Regions from separate parts of the Homo sapiens genome. Here all the other regions are linked to region 1. Evidence: chromatin loops called from intact Hi-C (ENCODE). Cell type or tissue: GM12878. All regions are shown on one strand.

Evidence for each region. Peaks named below come from ENCODE experiments on the same cell type or tissue, not always from the same donor. Only the 100,000 strongest peaks of a DNase experiment are listed, where the experiment ranks them.
Region 2: it touches region 1 in a loop (3-fold over the local background); 1 of 110 quality-filtered maps calls a loop at or near these places.
Region 3: a loop joins it to region 1, with 5 times the contacts of the local background. A loop is called at or near these places in 1 of 110 quality-filtered maps.

Annotation. Positions count from the first base shown.
Region 1 is chrX:38,101,446-38,106,445 of GRCh38, reverse strand. SYTL5 (synaptotagmin like 5) reads right to left here. Exons shown (of 17, transcript NM_138780.3): 10 at 4,012-4,104. Among named protein-coding and RNA genes, the nearest start is that of MIR548AJ2, 80 kb to the right of the region's middle. RefSeq lists an enhancer at 1,914-1,983 and a silencer at 2,094-2,263. In GM12878, no CTCF peak of the experiment used is centred here; DNase peaks (open chromatin) are centred at 2,165 and 2,775; H3K27ac peaks cover 2,199 bases.
Region 2 is chrX:38,163,634-38,168,633 of GRCh38, reverse strand. SRPX (sushi repeat containing protein X-linked) reads left to right here. Exons shown (of 10, transcript NM_006307.5): 5 at 3,739-3,865. Among named protein-coding and RNA genes, the nearest start is that of SRPX, 55 kb to the left of the region's middle. In GM12878, a CTCF peak has its summit at 1,955 (motif pointing right); no DNase peak of the experiment used is centred here.
Region 3 is chrX:37,924,957-37,929,956 of GRCh38, reverse strand. It overlaps a transcript of SYTL5 not described here. Among named protein-coding and RNA genes, the nearest start is that of H2AP, 63 kb to the left of the region's middle. In GM12878, a CTCF peak has its summit at 3,073 (motif pointing left); a DNase peak (open chromatin) is centred at 3,036.

The DNA of each region.
Region 1 (5,000 bases):
GGCTGGTGTTGTATAAAATCCCAGCTGGAGAAAAGACAGCAGATCTAGTACCATCAGGAAAAAAGGCAGAAAATTTGCTTAGAGGGGAAGCATTTCCTTCTTGGGTTAGAGAATACCCTTTGCTTACTCACTTCTACTAATGAATACAGGGTAATTGAGGCATTTCAAATCTCACTTCTCGTCTATCTCTGCAGCTTTCTCCATTTTCACTGTTAGACTCAAGTTCAATCTACTATAAGGTGTAGAATACATTGATTGGGACAAAGGGTAGCTTATCTCATATTCTGTGCTAGCAGGAGCCACATACTGCTTTCTTTGACACCTACATGGAGCATCCCATCAGTCTCCGGGGAGCCATAACTACAGCTTTAACAAGGACATATCAGAAGAACATCACATACCCACAGCTTCCATGATTTCCCTCAACTGAGTAGCTAGCTGTGTGGCTACATGAGTAGTATATGACCATGGCTTTGTAAATCTGTATAAAGTAGCAGCCCACAAAATAAACTACTACACAATAAAATCACACACCAACCAATCAGGAAAATAAATTTTAAAAAAGTCCAAATCTACCAGAATGAATGAGGCTTTTGACAAGACACTAATGACATGAGACAGCTTTTAATTTATAGTAGTCCCCCTTATCCACAGTTTCACTTTCTGTAGTTTCAGCTACCCATGGTCAACTGCGGTTCAAAAATATTAAATGGAAAACTCCAGAAACAAAAAATTCATAAGTTTTAAATTGTATGCTGTTTTGAGTATGTGAAAGGAAAATATCTTGGGCACCCAAAATCAGAAAGCTAAAGGAAAAAGTCAAGCTGGGAACTTCTTAGAGCAAACCTGCCTCCCATACTACTCAAAGTCATCCCCCTGCTCACTGAGATAAGTGCATATCTAACTGCCTCCTTTGGAGAGGCTACTCAGAAACTCAAAAGAATGCAACCATTTGTCTCTTATCTACCTATGACCTGGAAGCTCCCTCCCCACTTCGTGTTGTCACGCCTTTCCAGACCCAACCAGTGTTCATCTTACATATGTTGATTGATGTCTTATGTCTCCCTAAAATGTATAAAACAAAACTGCGCTCTGAGCACCTTGGGCACACGTTGGCAGGACTTCCTGAGGCTGTGTCAGGGGTGCCGGTCCTCAACCGTGGCAAAATAAACTTTCTAAATTAACTGAGACATGCCTCAGAGTTTTGGGGTTCACAAGTAGCATGATGAACTCTCACATCATACTGCTCCATCCCACCCTGGATGTGAAGCCTCCCTTTGTCCAGTTGGACACACTGTAGGAGCCACACTGCAGATGCTACTTGCCCATTAGTCACTTAGCTGTCTCAGTTATCAGATTGACTGTCCTGCTATCACAGAGCTTGTGTTCAACTCATTCTTATTTTACTTAATAATGACTCCACAGTGTAAGAGTAATGATGGTAGTAATTTACATATGTCAAAGAGAAGCCAAAAGTGCTTTCTTTAAGTGAAAATGTGACCTTGGTGTTTCTTGGCTAGGGTTTGGTACTACGCGAGGTTTTAGGCATCCACTGGGGTAGGTGGAATGTATCCTCTGTGGATAAAGGTGACTACTGTAAATGTAATAAAATTATCCTTTGGCACTAGAAATGAAAACTATGTATCTCAGTAACTGTCACAAAAGACCACCTGGAGGTCTTTCGTGGATGACCCAATAGTTTCAAAACCACTTTTCTGTGAACCACTGGGAAGTCAAGACTATGGTAAATACACAGGGACCTTAGACTGTCTTCTTTTTCATAATTTGCTTTTGGTAAAAGCCATTATGTTCCACCAATTTCTGGAAGTAGAGACTGACCAAAGAACAGGATGTGGGTGATGTGGTCACATGTCTTCTAAGCTTCTTCACGGGCAAGAGCAGACCAATAATTCCATAATTATTTGGAAATTACAGCTTAAAGAAAGCCAGTGAGTGACCTAATCTGTCTTTCTTATTCCTAAAACAAAGCAACAGAATTTTCATGTTTAGCAGGTGGCTTTGAGCAGCACCCAGATACCTTTTTAAACTGAAAACGCTTATCTCCTCAGTCTGGGGTGAGGTCTGAGATTTGGCTGTTCTAACAAACTCCTAGGCCTGCAGTTCCGAAACTGTGTATCGAGGTACCACAGAGCACCACAGCAAACTCACAGGGGAATCACAGAAATATTTTAAATTCTCAAGGGAAACACAACAACACCTATCAGACACCATGTAAGCCACTAACTAGTAATTCACAGTGTCAACTTTAAACCACACTTTATTCTTTTCAATGAACTCCTATTTGTCTGAAGCTGAGTTTTTGGCAGTTGCTGCAACAAAAAGCAAGTATTGCATAAAAATCAATGTGAAATGGGAAATGAAAGTAGTGATGTCCAATCAGATTCCAAGATTTGGTAACTGTGTAGTGCTCAATAGGCACACATATCCTATTAGTGGTAAGTAATAGGTGCTATTTAAGGATGAAATAAAAATACTATTTTTCTTTCAATTTCTTTCACTTGTAGCATTTTTTTACAAATGGCTAGTAAGTTGTTAGGATACACTGCTTATTACATTATTTGGTTCTAACTACTTAATGAATGGACTAGTCAGGTGCTACTTTTAGTGTAGGAGTGCCAGGAAAGAATTACTGAGACATTAGGGGCTTTTTGAACTGAGAAAGTTTTGGGGTATCTGTTCCGAGAGATGCAATGTTGCTGGTCCATAGAGAATGCTTTGAGTATCAAAGGTTTCAAGAATAAACCCCAACCTACTCATGTTACAAATGAGAAAATTCTGGCTCACAAAAATTGTTGGTATGGCCAAGAAATAAAGCAAGATCTCCAAGTTTCTAGTCTGAGGACTACCCCACCATACCTGATTACCTCCTTATATCACTGATTTGTGTCTATACTAGATCTCTGTAGCCACATTTTCAAAGAAAATCCTCTGTAAGCAGAGGGCCCCTACGGATAGAAGGAAATTTAGGAACCCACAAATACGGAGGCTTGTGAGAAACTAAGACACCTATGGCAATTTTACTACTAACTAAACTATATGCTCTTAACCAAGCTAAGGCTGTGATTTAAAATAGTTGTTTACTTCAAAGGTTTTGTTGATAGTTAATCATTTTAGAGCATGTGTCTTTTGAGTGGTGTTCAGATTCCAATGTTTAATGAATTGGAATACTTGGTTTCTGATCATCTCATCAATCTTTTAGAAGATAACCTCTGGTTAATTGTATATAAGTCGGAAAAAGATAAATGTGGGACAAATTGCTTAATCATAGTTCCCAGACCATGAAATTTGTGAAGTATGGTTGGAAAGAACAAAAAGGAAAGGTTGAAAACTCACAGTGTCTGAGTCAGCATCAGGCACATTTAGGTAGGTCCACTTCCTGTCAGAACCTGCTTGAGAACTCTTTAGAGAAGTCATCCAAAGATCAAAAGAAAAAAAGCATCAGAGCAACAGAAATCAGAGAAGCCAAGAAAAAGACTTACACACAGTTAGATACAAGGACACAGGGCCTTCCTCTCAAAAAAGGCCTTGAACACTAAAGTAAGAAAGGACTTTATTTTGTAGGCAGTGGGAAGCTATGGATGGGTTTTGAGTAGAAGACAGACCTGATTGGGCATGTGTTTTAGGATAAATGACTGGCAGCAGTCTGGAGGACAGCTGGGAAGTTTAGAGAATGGTGTCAGGGAAATGTGTCAGCAGATAATTGAAAAATAATTTATAGGCTTGAGCTGACTGAGCCTGAACTAGGGAGTGAGGAGATTTTAAAACCTGGGTGAGGACTGTGGAAGAAGGAAGAAATCAGGAGCCTGAGAAAAAACCCACACCAAATTAGACTGAAATGTACTCTGTGGGCAAAGGGCAAGCAGGATCTTACAATGACTTTTAACTCATTATCACACATTTTCCTAAGAACATTCATATCTCCTTTGGAAATGCACAGAAAATCAAAAAGAGGGAAAAGAAACTTTCCACATGTCCTAGTGAACTGCTTACAGTTGATAGGCCACTTGCCAGACGGTGAGTGTTTGTAGATAACTGCGAGGACACTAAGGCATCAATGCTTTCTTCAGTCTCTTCCAAGGAGTCCTAAAAAAGAAAGGGAAAAATCAGTGGGTTGGTTGATTTGTTTTTCTAGAATGTTTTTTCACTTGAGAAACCACTTTCTTTCATAAATATTTGAGAATCAGATAAAAAATTTCTAGAAATCACTCCATTCCTAGGTTTTTCTCTTTTCCTCTCCGGTCAATCTGAATTATACCATCGGAGAAGTGGGCAGGGATAGGGGGTGGAGAGTGAGGTCTCCTTTCTAATGGTGCTTACTTTATTGAAAGAACATGAAATTTGGAATCATACAGACCTGGGTTCAATTCCTACCTCTAAGGTGATTCATGTTGGGCAATGTACTTACGTTACTTTAAAATTAAAAAAAATTTGTGTGTGTGTGCAAACACACACACACACACTGCCAAGATGGTAAAGCATATCTCAAAAATCTCTCCACTAGGATGAACTAGATACTGGACTCTCATCTCCAATCCCAGATTCTACTTTTCCTTTCCCATTTCTTTTTCTCCTTCATGATAAAATGGCTTTTTTTTTTTTTGCCTAGTTATTTAAGTGATGTATTTTCCTAGTAAAATTATTTCAAGCAATATAGATAAATGGAAACTAAAAACTTAGGTCTCTCATTAACATATTAATGATCAAATTTCAATATTTTTGATTATATCATCACATATATATATACACACACACATACATATATACACACACACACATACATATATACACATAGATAGATTGTATCATGCATACTGCTTTTTATTATGGGCACTTTTCTTTTTTGCTTCTCCTCTCCTCCTTCCCCTCCTTTCACACCAGGTGAAATTAATATTTAGCATCCTGCTGCACATGTTACATTCCATGTCTTTCTCCTTGTTTATGTGAAAAATCATATAAAAACATACACAAATCTGAGTATA
Region 2 (5,000 bases), 62 kb before region 1:
CTTTCTCTATCACCAAACTCAAACTATTTTATATTTGCATCAGTGATCTGTTGCTGCACAATAGACCACACAAAACTTAGTGGCTCCAAACAACTATGTTATTGCTCAAAGATTCTATGGGTTGGAAAGTTGGGCAGAGCTCTGTGGGGACAGCTCATCTCTGCTGTATGTGGTAATGGTTGAGGTGACCAAGTGGAGCTGGAGGATTCAAGATGGCTTCACTCACAGGTCTGGTACCTCAGTTGGGAAAAGTTGTACTGACTGGGGTCTGGCTGAGTCTCTTTCTCTCTCTCTCTCTCATTTATAATTTCTCATCCTGATTACATGGCCTCTCCAGTCAATTGGACTTCTTTAGATGGCAGCTGGCTTTTAACATAGTGAAAGCAGAAGGCACCAGATTCTTTGAGGGCCTAGGTCTGGAACTGGCACAGGGTCACTTCCCTTGCATTTTATTGTTATCTGTTGGGCAAGACTTTGTCCTTTTGAGCTTCTTCCTTATTTCCACTACCTACCGGGTTAGATGTGTCAAGGATTTCCAAGTAAATAGTTCAGCTTCAGCTGGGTGCTGGTGGCTCACACCTGTAATCCCAGCACTTTGGGAGGCTAAGACAGGCAGATTTCTTGAGCCCAGGAGTTCGAGACCAGCCTGGGCAACATGGCAAAATCCTGTCTCTACAAAAATAAATAAATAAATGAATAAATAAAATCAGCTAGGCATGGTGGTGCATGCCTGTAGTCCCAGCTACTTGGGAGGCTGAGGTGGGAGGATCACATGAGTCTGGGAAGTCAAGGCTGCAGTGAGCCGATATTGTGCCACTGCACTCCAGCCTGGGTGACAGAGTGAGAGCCTGTCTCGAAAAAAAAGTTCAGCTTCTTAGATAAATAGTAGTTGATACAATGCAATATATTTGTATCTCATATTTTATATGCACAGAGATAACTAGAGCACAGAGAAGGGAGACAGTTTGTCAGATGTCTCCAATGAATGTGGCAGAGAGCAAAGGCCAGAATTTTCACTGAAGGTTTCAAGATTTTTATATAATTGCAGGCATCCTAATTCAACAGGGGATAGTAATTATGTTTCTATAGTAACTTTGTTCCTTTCATTCATGGAAATGTATAACTTATAAAATGCTATCGGGGCCAAGTCTGGGTAATAACAGGCTTAGGTCTCTGGAGCATCAGCTGAAGGGCAGACCAGCTTGTCTCACCAGCCGAGAGAGAAGGCAGCTGCTTGAGGATGTGTCAGGATCAAGTCCTGCAGAGGCTCTTCAAGGGTTCATGGGGAAGCTATGACAGACCATCACAAAACAGTATGTGTGCAAAGGTTGGCGGAAAACACTAGGTCAGCAGCAGGCAGATACACAAAAGGGTTTGGTTTATTAAAATAGCTTTAAAATATGTAATGGCATTTAAAAATCCCAGACCACAAAGAAATTCCAAAAGAGAGGAAATGCTTCTTCCCAGTCTATAAATGAGGATGCTAATAACACTGCTTAGTCTAATGGGTGGTTGTGCAAATTCAGTAAAATAATATAGGGAGGGTACTTAGCATGGGGTGGGCATGTAGGAAGGAGTCCTCCAATATTAGTTATTATTTGTAATGATTTATTTCTTCTTGTTTCTTCTTTGGAAGAGCACTGTTTCTGAAAAGCTAGGCCAGTTCAGCTGATCATTGTTAGCTAGAGATAAGCTGGCTTTGGGAAACTCTGAGACTCTTCACCCAGATAACCTATCTTGGAGCCTGTGTGCTTACACTGTTAGTACATCTTGATACAGAAAACAAACAACAATGTATCATCCAGACATTTAGTTTACCTGACAGAGACTAAGTTGCTTTTCACTCTGACCATGCTGCACCAAGAAAATATGGTAACACAATGTAATTTTACATTGAAATCTGTATGCTAATAAATATACTTTCTATAATGTAATTGCCAGCTATATTTGACCAGCAGGGGGCAGTCATTATATACTTGTCTTTCTGTGAAATGTTCATCTGAATTATAAAAGTTTGTCTTCTATCACCTATCATAGTAAAAAATTAAATGTTTTTAAAAACGTAACAGCTGAGTATAGACATCTTGAATGCATTTAAAGCATCTTCCATTTCATCATAGTATTTGTATACTTTATTTTATCAATTCTGAGAAGCGTATTATTTCTACCTTTTAATATCCCTGAAATAGGGATGCATTTCACAATTAGGAGTGACTTAGATTCAACAAAATATGGTGGTTATTCAATTTAGGATTGGTGCATTAAGGCTGTTAAGTTCACACTCCACTGAAGCACGACATAGAATGAAAATGAATTTGGATAGCTGAAGGCAAAATTGTTTAATAAGTTATTCGTAACTTCTTACCCTGAATAAAATGAGAAATTATTAGACAAGACACAGGAGAAAGTATATAAAGAATTTTACTTGGTGCATTTAGTCTCTCAAAGACATCTGTCATTCAGAATCAAAAGGACATTTAACTTTCATTAAGGCAGTAATAGCACTTAATACTTATCAGTTGATATGTAAAGTAACATGAAGCTGAATGTCCTTAATTTGCTATGCCTTCTTTAAATACATTCTCTACCTGTTCAGAAATATTAAGTAGAATTTGCAGAAATGTGAACTTCCTCTTGTGATTTCACTTCAGCTATAAGATGAAATACAACCCAGTGTAGAGTTGACATCTCATTTACTTTGAGCCCTCATTAACCACCCATCCTTGTTATCACTATCGAGGCAGAACTCCTATTACCAGGTAGAGAAACTACTTGAAGAAATTTGGGAGGCTTTTGGAGGTCCAGAGCCACAGTAAAACTGCTGTCCCAGAACATAAAACCATAAGTGTAGTTCAGTAGCAGTTCAAGGGGAGAGTGGACCCAGACAGACCATTGCCTATTTTAAGATATTAAGCAATATGTTGATAATAGATAGCAGGAAGAGAGAGAGCTTGTTCCAGTGGCAAGTGCTCCGACTTAGATTGTAATTCACAGTGCCATTATCTACATGTGTGGTCTTAAATAAATCATTTAAGTTCTTTGAGCCTCAGTTTGCACATCTGTAAAATGAGAGAGTTGGGCGGCTCCTCTACACCTCCATAGCATTCACTTTTACCTTGCCTGGGGCAATTGCCATTTTCTACCTCATGTTATATTTCATGTGTGATAATGTAATCCCTCCAATACATGGCAAATTCTCTGAAATGTCAGGAGCACATGATTCTCTTGCCTTTGTGCACCCCCAACCCCAGCAGTTGGAATGAAGCCTTGGATAAGATTGGTACTCATGAAAAATTTGTTGCCTTGAATTGAATCTGACTAGATGATAGCTAGAATGCCTTTCTGTAATATTCCATGATGCTGTGTTCAAAGCAGGAAGTACTCACTAAAGCCAAATGACTTCTAGTTTCAGCTGGGTAACTGCCATGTGGCCTTCGGTAGGCAGAGTTTGGAAGCATGGGGAGGAAAGGCTGTAACTAATGAATTACCCACAGGACACCTTGCAAGGCCAGTTGATTGCAGGTTTAGCCCTGCAAATGTGAGTATTTAAACAATCTTCAAAACTTAGCAGGAGAGTAAAAGCATTATGAAGGGAGAAAAGGGGAATATATAGGGTGAACAAACTCTTTGAAAATGGAGAATACCCAGAGGCTTTGGTATTTTAAACTGTGGGTGTTGAACCCCAGTTTGACTAGATATTTCTTGATGATGATGAGAATGTTTTGGTTATATTTTCAGATATGGAACCTCCTAGAATCAAGTGCCCAAGTGTGAAGGAACGCATTGCAGAACCCAACAAACTGACAGTCCGGGTGTCCTGGGAGACACCCGAAGGAAGAGACACAGCAGATGGAATTCTTACTGAGTAAGTGAAACTTGGCAGATAAAATGATGCTGTCTCTTTTATGTGAGATGTTTACTACCCAGAGTAGGGGAGTGTATATATGCTGGTCTATTTATGCTTTCAGATGTGGTCCCCCTGGTCACTACCTAACATACTATATATGTCACCTATGTATTTGTTGATTGCCTGTCTCTATTATAATATGTTCACTGCTATGTCCTTAATGCCCAGAACTGTGCCTGGCACATAGTTAGCACTCAGTAAATCCTTACTGAAGGAAAAAGGAGAAATAAGGGGTGGTGAATGATGTGATTATTATGCATTGCATGCCTGTATCAAAACATCTTGGCTGGGTGCGGTGGCTCATGCCTGTAATCCCAGCACTTTGTGAGGACGAGGCAGGCGGATCACTTGAGGTCAGAAGTTTGAGACCAGCCTGGCTAACATGGTGAAACCCCATCTCTACTAAAAATACAAAAATTAGCCAGGCATGGTGGCACACACCTGTAATCCCAGCTACTCAGGAGGCTGAGGCATGAGAATCGCTTGAACCTGTGAGGCTGAGGTTGCAGTGAGCCAAGATTGCACCACCGTGCTCCAGCCTGGGTGACAGAGTGAGACGCCATCTCAAAAAAATTAAAAAAAAAAATCTCATGTACCCCATAAATATATATACCTACCATATACTCACAAAAATTAAAAATAAAAAAAATGTAAAAGAAGGGGTGGTGAGAAGAAGGGAAGGAGGAACAGAAGGGGAAAGAGGAAGCCAGTTGGTTAATTTAAGAATAGAGCCACCCCCATTGCCTGCCCAGGCAGACCCTACTCATGCCCCCAGGCCATTACCTGCACTGGGAAGCCATCTGTGTCTCCCAGGTGGTGCCAAAGGCTGCCGCTCTTGTGCTCTGTGAGTACAGTTTAGTGCAAAACTTTTTCACCCCTTGTTTTTTGGCTGTATTTATCTCTTTCAAAGCTTTTTAATTTATTTTTAAAACTCCCGATCATATCAAACACTTACAGATGCTTATTTAAAAAAAGAGAAGGTATCTTCTGCTTTCTTCCCCACCTCTACCCCATTCTCCTGGACCAATTTCATTCATAGTTTGACATGTATCTGAGTTGCTTTTTGTTGGTGTGTTTGTTTTACCAATCACAA
Region 3 (5,000 bases), 180 kb after region 1:
CCCCGAATTCCAATTAATTTTCAGCTAACTTCCTTCAGTTAACCTCTGTGCAGCCTGACTGAATTCTGAATTCTTATTATATTTTTTTCTTTTTAGAAGGATGAAAACCAAATCAGTTATAGTTTTCACGTCTCTCATTCATAACCCTAAAGTCATCTAATAACATATTTGTCAAAGTGCTTTACATAAGCAACTCTGGCATTCCAGCTTTCTGAGATCTCTCTTTTGATTTAGCAAAAGGAAATAATTTCCTCAAATGCTTCTGAGGTTTCCCAAAGGTGGCCATTTGTCTCAGATCAGGCTAGGATCACCTCTTCAATCCTCCTCAGACCACCCCTATCCATTTTGTAACTGCCCCTCCCTTTTGTTTTCCTCTGCATGGTACCTTCTTCACTTCTACTTATCTCAACAATAGTTGATGCAAAGCATAATACAGCCTTGCCCATCTTTTACCAAAGCAAAATAAACAGTAGGCTATTATTTTAAAAACTTTATTGAAGCTTTGTGGTAAACAGAGGGTAATTTAAACACTAATCTGGAAAGATTTAAAACCTGTTCTGAGTTTTCTAGAGCCCACAGGTCTTATTCATTCCCAGAGGTCTCATATTGACCCCCTTCCTCTTTAGCCACTCAGCATGCCATCCTGTTGCTGAGAAGAAAAGCCCTTATCTCCTCAGATTAGTGACCTCTGTCTTGTGCTCTCTCTCAAACTCTTGGGCCTACAACACACTCCCTTTAAGGAAGAAAAAACAGGTGAAAAGCCCATTAATAGCACAATAATCCTCCAGAGATGCAGTCTTACTCCAAAGAAAACAACATTTTACATTTTTATGCATTGTAAGATCTGGGCTTTGCCTCTGCATAACTAAGAGATGCATTAAAATATTATTTTTCTTGTGTACACAAAAGCTCAGGTATCCCAGTGATAAATTCTGTCTTCACCTTGGGAGTTACAAGCACAAACTCCAAGGTAGCTTTTTAAAAATAGCAACTTTTAGTCCTGCTTTAAATATTCTAAAGCACATATGACTAATTAGGCAGACTGATAATAATTTACCATGTTAGCTTACCACTTAAATTCCACCTTCCGGATAAGAAATAAGATGGCTTACCAAAAAGTCACTACCACTGGACTAAGATAAAGAAAAAATAAAATTTAATGAGAAATGGAAAAATAATTGTGCCAGTAATCAGGGATGAGTTATTATAATAAGGACTAAATTTGATTTTGGACTTCTTAGAAGACAAAATCAAAAGGCACGAGGGTTTGTCCAGTTGATTAACCTGATGTCTTATACAATCCTATGATGTGGTGAATGGTTGTTTTAGATTCTCTTGGGTAGATCCAGAGAGAAGTGGGGCTAGAACCCACAGCTACTGTGTAAGGCAGGAGTTGGTAAACAGTTTGTGTAGTTGGCCAGAGAGTAAATATTTTAGGCTTTGCAGGGCTTTGTGGTCTCTGTGGCAGTTACTCAACTTGGTAAGTGTAAGACAAAGGTACCCATAGACAATCTGTAACTGAATGGATGTGGCTATGTTCTAATACAAAAACGTGGTGATCCAGGCTTGGCTCACAAAGCAGTAGCTTGCTGACCCCCGGTGTGAGGGTATGTATTAGGTAAGGGACTGCAGTGAATGGATGAGAAAGCTCCTTCTCTGGAAAGGGGGACTAGTTAGGTTGAATGTGTGAGATATTTATTTTGTAACCATTTTCTTAATGGCAACCACTTAAATAGTATAAGGTGCAGGACCCCCAAAACTTGATACAGCCCCCATGCATGGGCAGTGAACAAGTAGATACAAATGTGGAAATGTCATGAAATCAGGGAATGATTCTGGACAGGTATATATGTAATGCCTTCACTTCCTCTTTGCAATTCATGTAAAATATTTAAGTAATAAAATCAAATTTTCTTTTCCATATCAACTCACACAAGGTTTGAGCCAGACCTGTATAACCTCACCATTTCCATTGTGTTTTCTTTGAAACTACTTCTGAAAGTATTTTAAAGTTATCTTGGGGATTAGCCATATTTTCAGGCCATTTTTTCACTTCCAAGAAAAGTTATGGTGGCTTGACTGATGCTATAGAGTAGAATCCAGGGCAAGTACACGATAAGACAGAAGGAGTATCTGTGAATTCTGTCAGTTTTTTTGTTTGTTTTGTTTTGTTTTGTTTTTGAGACAGAGTCTTGTTCTGTCACCCAGGCTGGAGTGCAATGGTACAATCTTGGCTCACTGCAACCTCCACCTCCTGGGTTAAAGCAATTCTCCTGCCAGCCTCCCGAGTAGCTGGGACTACAGGTGCGCACCACCACACCCAGCTAATTTTTTTTTGTATTTTCAGTAGAGACGAGGCTTCACTATGTTGGCCAGGATGGTCTTGATCTCCTGACCTTGTGATCCGCCCGCCTCGACCTCCCAAAGTTCTGGGATTACAGGAGTGAGCCACCACACCTAGCCCTGCCAGTTTTTAAAAGTTGCATACCACCATCTCCTCCACACACCTTCAAACAAGTATTTTATCAGTCGGAGCTGCCTTTGTTTACCTGCTTTAGTCTCTCATAAGAATCCCTTTGTTCTCGAAAGTATCTTGATTTGGTTTAAGGTAATCTTACATTAAACTCTTCCCCCAACCAGAGAGCCTTAAACAAAACACTAAAACTAATATGCAAGCTGGGAACCATGATTATGGATTTGCTGCTGTGTAGCCCAAATGCATGGAAGACTTTCTTGAATATTTGAGGAATGGAATGGCATAATTAACTTTTAGGTTGATTGAAATACATCTTTTAAAGTTTTCCAGTATGTAGACATATCCGTCAGAAGGATTCCATATGGATTTGCATTTATTTATGTGAAAAAATGCTATCAGAGCCTTTTGTTCACCCCCCAATCATGCCATCTTTTTGTAGGTAAAGAAGATTCAATACAGGCTTACTGCAAGCAGAGAGAATGGTTTGCTCTTTCTGAATTATCTACAAGAGAGAGAACATTTCCTGGAAAGGCAATCCTCCATAAGTGGTAGATCTGTCTCTATAAGTTATATCAAATACTGGCACCTACTGGTGAAAATATGACAGAGCAACTATCACACACAAACTACTGAGTCAGAGAGAAAAAAGAAACGAAGATTAGAAATTTAAAATATGAAATCATGGATACCCCTGACAGAAATAAATTATCACGGTTGAGAGAGAATGATAAAGTTCATGGAGAGAAAGAGATTCTGGAGACTGGTAGCCCACATGAAAATTTTTTAAAAAATAGCTAAGAGATGACCATTACTAACAGACATGATGCAGTTGTAAAGCCTCAGTATCCAATATAGCAGTGACTACCACTTCACTTGTCAAAAGTTTTCTATTTATTACTAAAACCAATAGAAAAATCCTAAATTTTATTTGATTAAAATTTTACTTAATTCCTGCAATCATTCATTTAAAAAATATTTATTGAGCACACTGACTATATTTTAAACACTATTCTAGGCTCCAGGAACACAGCAGTGTAATGACAAAGCCCCTGCTCTTGTGAAACATGTTCTATTGGGGAGGGGGGTCAGCCAGTAAAAAAAAAAAGTAAATAATAACTAGAATACATAAGGAACTTAAACAACTCAATATCAAAAAACAATCGTATTGTAAAATGGGCAAATGATCTGAAAAGACGTTTCTCAAAAGTAGATATACAAATAGCAAACAGGTATATGAAAAATGCTCAACATCACTAATCGTCAGGGAAGTGCAAATCAAAACCAAAACAGTATGGAGATTCCTCTAAGCACTAAAAGTAAAACTACCATTTGATCCAGCTACCATTTGATCCACTACTGGGTATCTACCCAGAGGAAAATAAGTCATTATACGAAAAAGATACATGCACAGGTATGTTTATAGCATCACAATTCACAATTGCAAAAATATGGAACCAGCCCAAATGCCCATCAATCAACGAGTGGATAAAGAAATTGTGGTACATATATATATGATGGAATACTACTCAGCCATAAAAAGGAAATAATTAATGGCATTCACAGAAAACTCGATGAAACTGGAGACTATTATTCTAAGTGAAGTAATTCAGGAATGGAAAACCAAATATCATATGTTCTCACTCATAAGTAGGAGCTAAGTTATGAGGACGCAAAGGCATAAGAATGATATAATTGACTTTGGGGACTTGAGGGAAAGGGAAGAGGGGGGTGAGGGATAAAAGACTACACATTGGGTTCAGTGCATACTGCTTGGCTGATGGGTGAACCAAAACCTCAAAAATCACCACTAAAGAACCTACTCATGTAACCAAATACCACCTGTTCCCCAAAAACCTATGGAAATAAAAAAATTAAAACCAAAACCAAAATGAGATACAATCTCATCCCAGTTAGAATGGCTATTATTAAAAAGAGTAATTTTAAAATGCTGGCAGAGAAAAAGGGAACACCATACACTGTTGGTGGGAATGGAAACTAGCAGAGCTGCTACAGAAAACAGTAAACAGCTTCCTCCAAACAATAAAAATAGAACTATCATATGCTCCAGCAATCCCAGTGTTGGTAATATTTCCAAAATAAAGGAAATCTGTATATCAAAACGACATCTGCACTCCCATGTTTATTGCAGCACTATCCACAATGGCCAAGTTATGGAATCAACCCAAGTGTCCATCAATGGATAAATGAATAAAGAAAATGTGGTATATATACACAATAGAATACTATTTGGCCATAAAAAGATTAGAAAAGATTAAAAATTTAAATGAAATTCTGTCATTTACATCAACATGAATGGAACTGAAAGTCATCACGTTAAGTGAAATAAGCCAGAAGACAAACAGCACATATTTTCACACATATATGGGAACTATAAAAGTGAATCTCATGGAGATAAAAGGTAGAATGGTGGTATCAGAGGCTGGGAAGGGTAGGGGGAGGGGGAATGAGAGATTGCTTAAGGGATACAAACAGACATTTAGATAAAAAAAAATAAGTTCCAGCA